Linked DNA regions of Mus musculus: region 1 is linked to region 2. Evidence: chromatin contacts called from ENCODE POLR2A ChIA-PET data. All regions are on one chromosome and are shown on one strand. The core of a region is the stretch at or near the end of the contact, and the rest is flanking DNA. Distances in the headings are between cores, read along the strand shown. Region 1 overlaps Jag1 (jagged 1). Region 2 holds the start of Mkks (McKusick-Kaufman syndrome).

Region 1 (4,318 bases), core at 418-2,917, 210 kb after region 2:
TCCCACAGTAATTCAGATCTGCCAAAAAAAAAAAAAAAAAAAAAAAACCAAAGTTAGGGAAAAAAACTCCTAATTGATCCCAGTTCTAGGCCATGCCATTTTAAAAAAATATGGCTTATCCCCAAATAAACCAACTTTAAAGGCAAATTGAAACACATTCCTAATAAGAGCCCCTATAACAACTTAAACAGGGCCAGGGGTGTGGCTACAGCTGAGCACTAACATCTCAGAGGACCTGGGTTGCCCCAGCAACACCAAAAATACAGAGTGGCTATTACTGTTTGTGACGGTTTGCATATGCTTGGCCCAGAGAATGGCACTATTAGAGGGTGTGTCACTGGTGGGCGTGGGCTTTAAGACCCTCACCCTAGCTGCCTGGAAGACAGTACTTTGCTAGCAGCCTTCAGATGAAGATTTAGAACTCTCAGCTTCTCCTGTGCCATGCCTGCCTGGATGCTGCTATGCTCCCACCTTGGTGATAATGGACTGAACCTCTGAACCTGTAAGCCAGCCCCCATGAAATGTTGTCCTTATTAGAGTTGCCTTGGTCACGGTGTCTGTTCACATACATAACCTGTCCCATAACCTCAGTTCCCGCCCACTAAGCCCTCATGCCACCCCCCAAGGCTTCACAATGGTCATACCTTTGTCACAGAGCTGTCCACCCCAGTTGGTCTCACAGAGGCACTGCCAGGGTTCATTGCAGGTGCCGTGGACACATCCTGGGTGCGGGATGCACTTGTCGCAGTACAGGCCCTGCCAACCGTACTGGCACCTGCAGACAAACAGCCGGGGATGCACATAGTTACAACACACAGCTATTTCTGGGTTTTGCCCCCTGAAAAGGACAGGATGGCAGATTTTTCAGACTTTCACAGGGTTCTGTATGAGTAACCTCACAGTTGGCCCAAAGTGTGTCCTCTCAGCATACCCTGACAAAAGAAGAGCTATCCAGGGAGCGGCCAGCATGGGGTGCCCTGCACAAAGCCATTCTCTTCTCAGTCTCTCAGGAATTGAACCAAGGGGTGGGGATGGGAATAAATCAATCCCAAGTCCTCATCAGGACAGACCATACAAGGGAAGGAGCCTCTGGTGACACCAGCTGTGCAGCTCTGCAACAATGCACATGAAGCCCCACTCTGCTCAGAGTGCACAGGATTCAGGGCCACAGGGTGCCAGGGTAGCACCTCGCTGGTTTTGTAGACTCAAATGGGAAGGAGAATGGCCTCCTTACAGAGCCCTGGATCTCTAAACCAATCTCTGTAGGAAGGAGAGAGGGGAACGGGGAACGGCAACACTGGGAACCAATTCATATATAATTTATGACCCATTACCCAAGCCAGGCATGCTGATTTATAGTTATTTTTCACTTTAGAAAAAAAGAGGGGGGGGGTCAGAAGAGAGGGGCCAAGCTTGATTTGTCTAGCTTTGAGGGAGCTGGGTCTCCTTTCTAAGAGTTCAAGACTTCTTTTGAGGTCAGATGGAATGTCTGATGCCCAAACAAAACCACAAACATGAACCTTCACCTGGGGTGGGACAGGGCAAGGTCTCAAAACCACTTTCCCCTTAAGTTAGTTTCAAGCCCTCTGCAATTTGAACCTCCCTCTCAAAATCAAGCTTTAACAAAGGGCCCTCTTGGAAAGGCAGGGCCCAGCCACCCACCGGCATGCTGATAACAGAGTGAAGATGGAGCAGATGTTGGGCCTGCAGAATCAGCCCAGAGCAGGGCCTAGGGAAATGCAGGATCAGATCCAAAGCCCTGTGAACTTCTCTGCTGTGACTCTTGGGGGGCGGGGAGCGGGGGGCGGGGGCGGAGGGGGAGGGGAGGAACTTTGCTTTCAGTTCCAGAGAGCTGGAGGCAAAGGAGCAAATCCTGGTCATGGGAAAATTATAGAAATCTAGCTATTAGCTAATCACCCAGGCTGAGAAGCCACTGAACCCTTGAGAATCCTGACTACTTCCTAACCTCTATCTACACCCAAACACCGACAGACAACCACTAGAATGTGGGGCTTAAAAGTTAATCAGACACAGGAGTCTGGCATCTCTAAACTAGACCATCAGTTTAAATGACAAATGACTATTGAAAAGACTGATCTAAGGACAGAGTATGCCACTAGATGGGAACCATTCTCTTCAGAGGCAGACACCCAAGTCAGTGGGAGGTAGGAGGGTGGGAAGCCATTCTGTCAGATCAATATTCTTAGCTTAGAAGACATGAGGTAACTGATGGGACCACAATCCTCTGTCCTCCCGCGTTGTCCCAAGTGAAGCGTCACTACACGTCTTCAGTTTGCCTAATAAAACCAAGCCGGACGGCTGAGGACCCAACCAACCTCCTAATTAATGAAGGCTCAATGCCCAAGCCTAAAAAAGCAACCATAGGAGGCCATGGATGACTTCAAACAAGAACAAATAAAAATCCTGACCCTAACAGAGGCATCTACCACGTTATCCCGGGGTAATGATAGATGATTAGCAGCCCCATGAGAAGCTGACGTTCTGGAGATGATGATTCATAATTAAGTTTGATATTATTGTCAGGCTGGCACGAAACCAGTCTGTACACCCAGTAAGGGACAACCCAAGTCCACCTGAGACCAACAAAATCAGTGAAGTTTTCTCCTGTGGGTGAGTCAACAACAACAACAACAACAACAACAAAGCTCATGTAATACATAACCCAAAAGACAACTTACAGGTAACTTGTAATGCAACTATTTCGGGAGCAGGACTCAACCTGAACTTCCTTAGCTGGAAGGTTCTGTTTTGATTTTCTTTCAAGGCAGAGAGAAGGAACTGGGCTGGGAGACTATGCAAATGGCGTGTGGGAAAGTTGCACCTTAAGTAAATAAGAGCACTGGTGCATGTCTGGGCAGGGAGTGGGAGGTGAGACTTCGAAAGAGAAAGGGCTCAATTCTGGAAACAAAGCCTGTTGTTCTGGCTAGGAGGGCCCTCCCCTGCCCAGCAGGGTGTTTATTCTGATGACAGTAGCACACATCTCGCTGATGCTATCGGAGCAGGGAGCAGGCTCAGAGGCTGGAGAATAACTAGCGCTCTTACTTTCTCCAGAACAGCCTTAATTAGCAGAGTCATTGAAGGTAGGTTTCTGCTCCACCTCTGACAAAGATGCTGTTGGATGCCGGGTCAGCTGTGACCAGGCCCGTTCCTTAGTGGGCAAATCCTATTCAGGCTTCCTGGAAATCAACTTTCAAAAGCAGGAAGAAACAATTCCAGGACAACCTGTTCTTAGTTTACTCCCGCTGCCTTGGATCTCTTAAGCATCAAGTTTGCACTCCCATGGTTGGGGAAGAGAACTCAGGGTGGGGCTAAGAGTCATCAAGGTTAAACCTATGGGTGGCTGGTTAAAGCAGTAGCCCGCGTGTTTGCTGAGGGATAAATCACTGAGCAAAGTTGTCAAATACAGACTCCTAGGCCCAACCAAGGCCTGGGAAATCTGTGCCAGTTGTGGGAACTGGGAACCTGCACTTCTAACAATTCTCTGTAAATTCTACAGTTTGGTGACCAAAAACTGTTTTTTTGTTTTGTTTTGTTTTAGTAAGGGCACCAGGCACCTCCTTCTATGGGTTTGTGCCTTTAGACTGTTTCAAAACTGTCTTTGGCTCAAGTCAGTGCAGCCTTTCAGAGCAAAGGTGACAGGACTTGAAGAGGGTCCACTTAGTGTCTCATCAAATTTGCTAATTCTGAAAGGCTTCAGGGAGAATAAAGCCTGAGACCAGTCAAAAATGCCACAGACCCCAAAGGTATTTCCTGAAACAAGTCTTTTTCCAAATTGGCATAATGTACATTTCAAAAAGCCCCCAAAACCGGCATCGGAAGGGGAAACAGGCTGGGTAGGTTTCCGTTTGGTTTCAGTATTGTCCCTGGACCATAAAGAGCAGACTTCAAAGGCCAGCAGCAAAGTCTACATTCATCAGGCTCCACCGAGCAGATTCCAGCACAGCCATTAACCTCCAGCAACAGCGCAGCTCCCACTGCAAAGGGGCCAGGAGATTGTACTAATCCCATTCTAAAGAATGCTGGACTTTTGCCTATTGATGGGAAAAGTGGGGGAGGGTGCCAGAGGAAAAGCCAGGGTGGAGGAGGAGACAGGGGAAACAAAGCTTCGTCCCAGTCCAGTACATTAGCACTTAAGGAAGATTACAAATAGGTCTTACCAATTTACAGAACAGTTAATACACAAAGATGCCAGCTATGCCCATTAAGGATTTTGGTTTGGGGTTTTGACTAAACCCACCCGCCAGCACCAATGAAGAAGGGTGCATTCCACCAAACAGCTGGTATGATTCATTATGCT
Region 2 (4,275 bases), core at 318-2,817:
AGAAACAAAAAAATTAAATTAAATAATAAAATAAAATTTCAGATTCTCAAGAAACAGGTTTTGTGGTTTTGTGTGTGTGTGTGTGTGTGTGTGAAAGTGTGGAAGCCAGGTAAGCAATGAAGGAAATAAGAAAACTTTTACAGCACAGAAAAGCTGCAAAGACAGAATGGATGGCACTTATGTTTGTCTGAGGACAGTTAATAAAGAGTTGGCAAGTGATCAGATGTGTGAACTTCTGGATACCTAATCTACATATACAGAGGTGTTAGGCAATACCAGAAATTTTGAGCAAACATGACAATCAACTTTAACTTCTATTACAAATTAGTTATCTTCAGAAAATTAATTAGAAACCAGTAAATAACAATAACGAAAAACCTCCAGACCACCTCACATCCAAACTATACATAGTTGCTTATTTGGGGTAATCTCTCCATGGCAGGTTGTGCATGTTTGATATCAACAGACACTAACCAGACTCTGTGTCCACTGAGGTGCCTGGGTCATGTTCAGAGAATAAGGGGAAAAAGCAAGAAATGATGAGAGATATGTAAATCTCAGAAACTGGCTAACAACCCGAGAGTAAAACTCCAGAATGACAACTGTCTTTTTGCTTGCCTTGAGTAGTTTAGGCTGTTCATTTCCCCCAACGTGTCAACTTATTGCTTTCTCAAGATGCCAGCAACTGTAAATAACGTGCATTTTAAAGGTATTTCCAGTTCCTGTGGCATTATGGGTCTGTCATTTCAGTTACAATTCTTGTGCATGTGAGTTTGAGGAAGCTCTATTCAAACTCTACCTGATATTGGTCACTCCTCCTCACCCACACTGATCCATCATCAGATAGTCACATCCTGAAGCTACTTTGTTTTTATTGTTGTTGTTTTGTTTAGTTTGTTTGTTTTCCGAGACAGGGTTTCTCTGTGTAGCTCTGACTGTCCTGGAACTCACTGTGTAGACCAGGCTGGCCTCCAACTCAGAAATCCGCCTGCCTCTGCCTCCCAAGTGCTGGGATTAAAGGCGTGCACCACCACCGCCCCGCTCTGAAGCTACTTTGAAAGCTGTCCTTGGGCCAATCCGGTAGCCAGGTGCCTCTGTATCCCCGCCCCCAAATACCCTTGTCCCAACCACTCGCGACCTTTCCGTGCGGGGACGCGGTGAGGCCGCAGGCTGGCTTCTCCACCAGCGGCCTGGCCCCTCTCACCTGCCCACCAGCAGCTGCACCTCTAGGTCAGGCCACCTTCACCACCAGAAACCAGAAATCGCGCTTGCACAGCAACCAACCACGCAGCGGAGCGCCACCACCTTTGCCCTGCGCGGCAAGAAGGCGCATGCGCAACTCTATGCTCACGCGCACCACCCCTCCTTCCCCCGCCCCTCTTCCGGGGTTTGCGTGAAGCTCCCGCAAAGGAAAGCTGCGGCCGTCACCGGAAATCTTACGGGCAGACGTGTATTCTGTCTGTGCGCGCTACCAAAATTGAAAGGTCACATCACATCACATCACAGCACCAAGAAGGTGGCAGAGCGTGCGGCTCTCTGCTCTCTCGAAAGGTATTTGTAGAACGAATGAAGCTGTTACCAGTCCTAGGTGGCGTTTCCTCTGTTCTGACCAATCACAAGGCGCCTTGCCCTGTCACTCAGTTGTCAATTCCCACCTCTCTCAGGACGCCCTAAGCTGTAGAAACTGGCTCCGCCCTGCCGGTCCGAGTGACGTCAGAGAGCGAACATGCGCAGACAGAGCCTGTCGCCATGCAGGAAACTTCCGCCCAGTCTAGGAGCGGGGTTGGCAGAAGTCGGGAGTCTTCAATTCAGTGCCGGATCCGGTTGGTTAATTTCCTTGGCTTTGCCTTTCTTTTTTTTTTCTTCAGAGATAAGTCTTTTATTCTTTTGAACCACCCGAAGCATTATGAAATTATGTTTAAACATATTTTATTTCGCTTTTCTCTGGCACCGTGAAAGGCACCTTTATTTTTCAACGTATCTTTTAATCTTCCTCATTAAAAATATTTTCTACTCTTGCCCTATAGTTTTGTGATACGAAAAACACGGCTTTTGTTGTTGTTGTCCATCAGTACATATCGTTGACGTACAGTGATACATTATCTGCCAATTGTATTTGTGGCTTTTCCAACCTCTTAAAAAAAAAAAAAAAATCCGCTTTGGCCGCCATTTTTATTTTGGTCTCCATAAAGCGTTGATATCATCGACAGAAGCCATTTTTCGTTTGGGCAGTTCTTTCCGGCTATCCCATTACCTTAGCCAGGGCTTCGGGCGCCATCGTAGGTGCTGGCAGTGGCTTCCAACCGAATGAAGTCGATAATGCCATCTTGTGTTTGGGCGCTGGTTGCATTCTCTAACGTGCGAGGGGACGCTGGGAAACGGGAAGTAAGCCAAAGCTGCTGAAGCTTGGTCTGCCGCCTTTTTAGTCTGAGTTTTCCCGTTCAGGTACTATACTAGTCCACCAGTGACCCCGGACAGTAACAAAGCATTACAGCCCGAACCCACCTCCCGCCACCATCGTAGGTAAGAGCGTGTGATACTTCGTTCGGATAACCCAGCTCTTCCCTCAGTTGGACCGAACTGTTTGGCCATCTTATACCAATACGTATTTTTGTTTTGGATTTTGGGACTTAACACAATTTTTCTCTTAGGTATTCCTTCTCTTTCCATTAGAATTGTTAAACACCACTGTTCAGGAAGACTGAGATTTAAAGGGACAATAACGTTGAGGGAATTTCCGTAGAATAACAAAGCAAAATGGATGGAACAGCAAATTTGATCATTAATTGTATGGCTTTCTGCATCTATAGAGGTGAATATAGCTCCCAGAGGACTTTAAAATGTGATCAGCTGTGTTTGTATATTCTTCCCATTCATTCATTCATTCATTGAATTTGTTGAATACTTAGCTAGTTTTGTGCTATAAAATATAGAAGTAAACTTCAAAACAAAACAAAACGAAACCTCCTTTTCATCCACTTGCTTTGATATATCCAAAGCTGGGACCAGGAACATAATGTTCTAATGTTTTTTTTTTTAGCACTGCTGGACAAGCAACTTCATGTTCTCACTTCTCGTATTTCTTGGATACTGTATATAGCCATAATTGTAAGGCTAATAGTCCAGGTAGCATGGCCTTGTTGCTCAGTGTAATCATCGACCAGCCATCCCAGCATCTTCTGGGAGCATGTTTCTTGGAATGAGTAGAAGCTGCACTTGGGCACAGTATAATAGTGACTTGGAAACTTTGGACTGTGGCTTACCTTAGCTTTTTGTAGCACCAGGCTTTCTTCTGTGTCTTCTTGTATGAGAAAAGAAAATCAGTAGTTCTCAACCTTGGCTGCCCATGACAGTCACCTGGGAAGCTTCTAAACCAGACTTCAGACCAGTTGCAGATAGAAATGGAGACTATGTGGAATATAGATGACACTAAGGTATTTGAGACATGGTTTTCATGCTGTTAGGCGTAAGATTGGTTTTCACCTTCCCTCTTGGCTTTACTTAAAATACCATGGAGACAGGGAGGAGTATTAGGTTGGGTGGGTGTTGAACCAATGTCCCAGTGACTGGTTACCTTGTCAACCAGCTTCCCAGTAATTGTTACTTTGCCATATATGTCTTTTCCTTAGTCTAAGTGGGAAAGAAGAATGAACACCATTTGTTTTACTGAGTCTCACATGAATGTTTCCATTGTGGATATTCATGTTTTATGAGTATGTAGGAAAACATTATTACACTGAAATATTGCTTGTTTGCAATTTTTACAGTGCTACTAAGGGTAGTGATGTAGTGTGGATGGGTAAAAAAATCAGTTCTGAAACGTCTTCCCTGACTGTACATCCTACTTCCTTCACCCCAGCTCCATCTCTGAGATCTAAAAGACAGTTACCCACCCTTGTGCTTGAGTTTCCTAACTTGTAAGGTAGGACTCCTGTGAGAGTTAGCTAAGTTAATACAAGCAATGTGCTTCCTAAGTACCTGGCATGGGCTGGAGAGCTGGCCCAGAGTCAAGAGCTGTGTGCTGTTCTAGACAACCTGAGTTTAGTTCCCAGCACCTATGTCAGGCAGTTCACGATTGCCTGTAACTCCAGCTTCTTGGGAACTCAGAGGTGTCTGATGTCTGCGGGTGCCTACACTCACATGTGCAAAGGTGCACACAGTCACACCCCCATGCACATAAATTAAAAAAATTCTTTTAAGAAGTACCTGGCATATACTAGCAGCTATGAAAATATTACCTGTAGCTGTATATTTTATTATATTATAATTACAAGT

Evidence for each region. ChIA-PET counts read pairs that join two places held with the same protein, here RNA polymerase II (POLR2A).
Region 1: POLR2A ChIA-PET joins it to region 2 with 10 read pairs in embryonic stem cell. The contact joins the enhancer-like site here to the promoter of Mkks in region 2. POLR2A ChIA-PET finds 5 or more read pairs at or near these places in 2 of 5 experiments (Patski and embryonic stem cell).

What each region holds. Positions count from the first base shown.
Region 1 is chr2:137,095,549-137,099,866 of GRCm38, forward strand. It overlaps Jag1 (jagged 1), which reads right to left. Exons shown (of 26, transcript NM_013822.5): 6 at 645-775; 7 at 1-18. Among named protein-coding and RNA genes, the nearest start is that of Jag1, 19 kb to the right of the region's middle. Within about 2 kb of position 1,668, at least 1 of the 3 ENCODE cell types and tissues checked has a DNase peak (open chromatin) inside an H3K27ac peak, as active enhancers do.
Region 2 is chr2:136,889,839-136,894,113 of GRCm38, forward strand. It overlaps Mkks (McKusick-Kaufman syndrome), which reads right to left and starts at 1,568. Exons shown (of 6, transcript NM_021527.2): 1 at 1,205-1,568. It overlaps Slx4ip (SLX4 interacting protein), which reads left to right and starts at 2,330. Exons shown (of 8, transcript NM_028834.3): 1 at 2,330-2,523.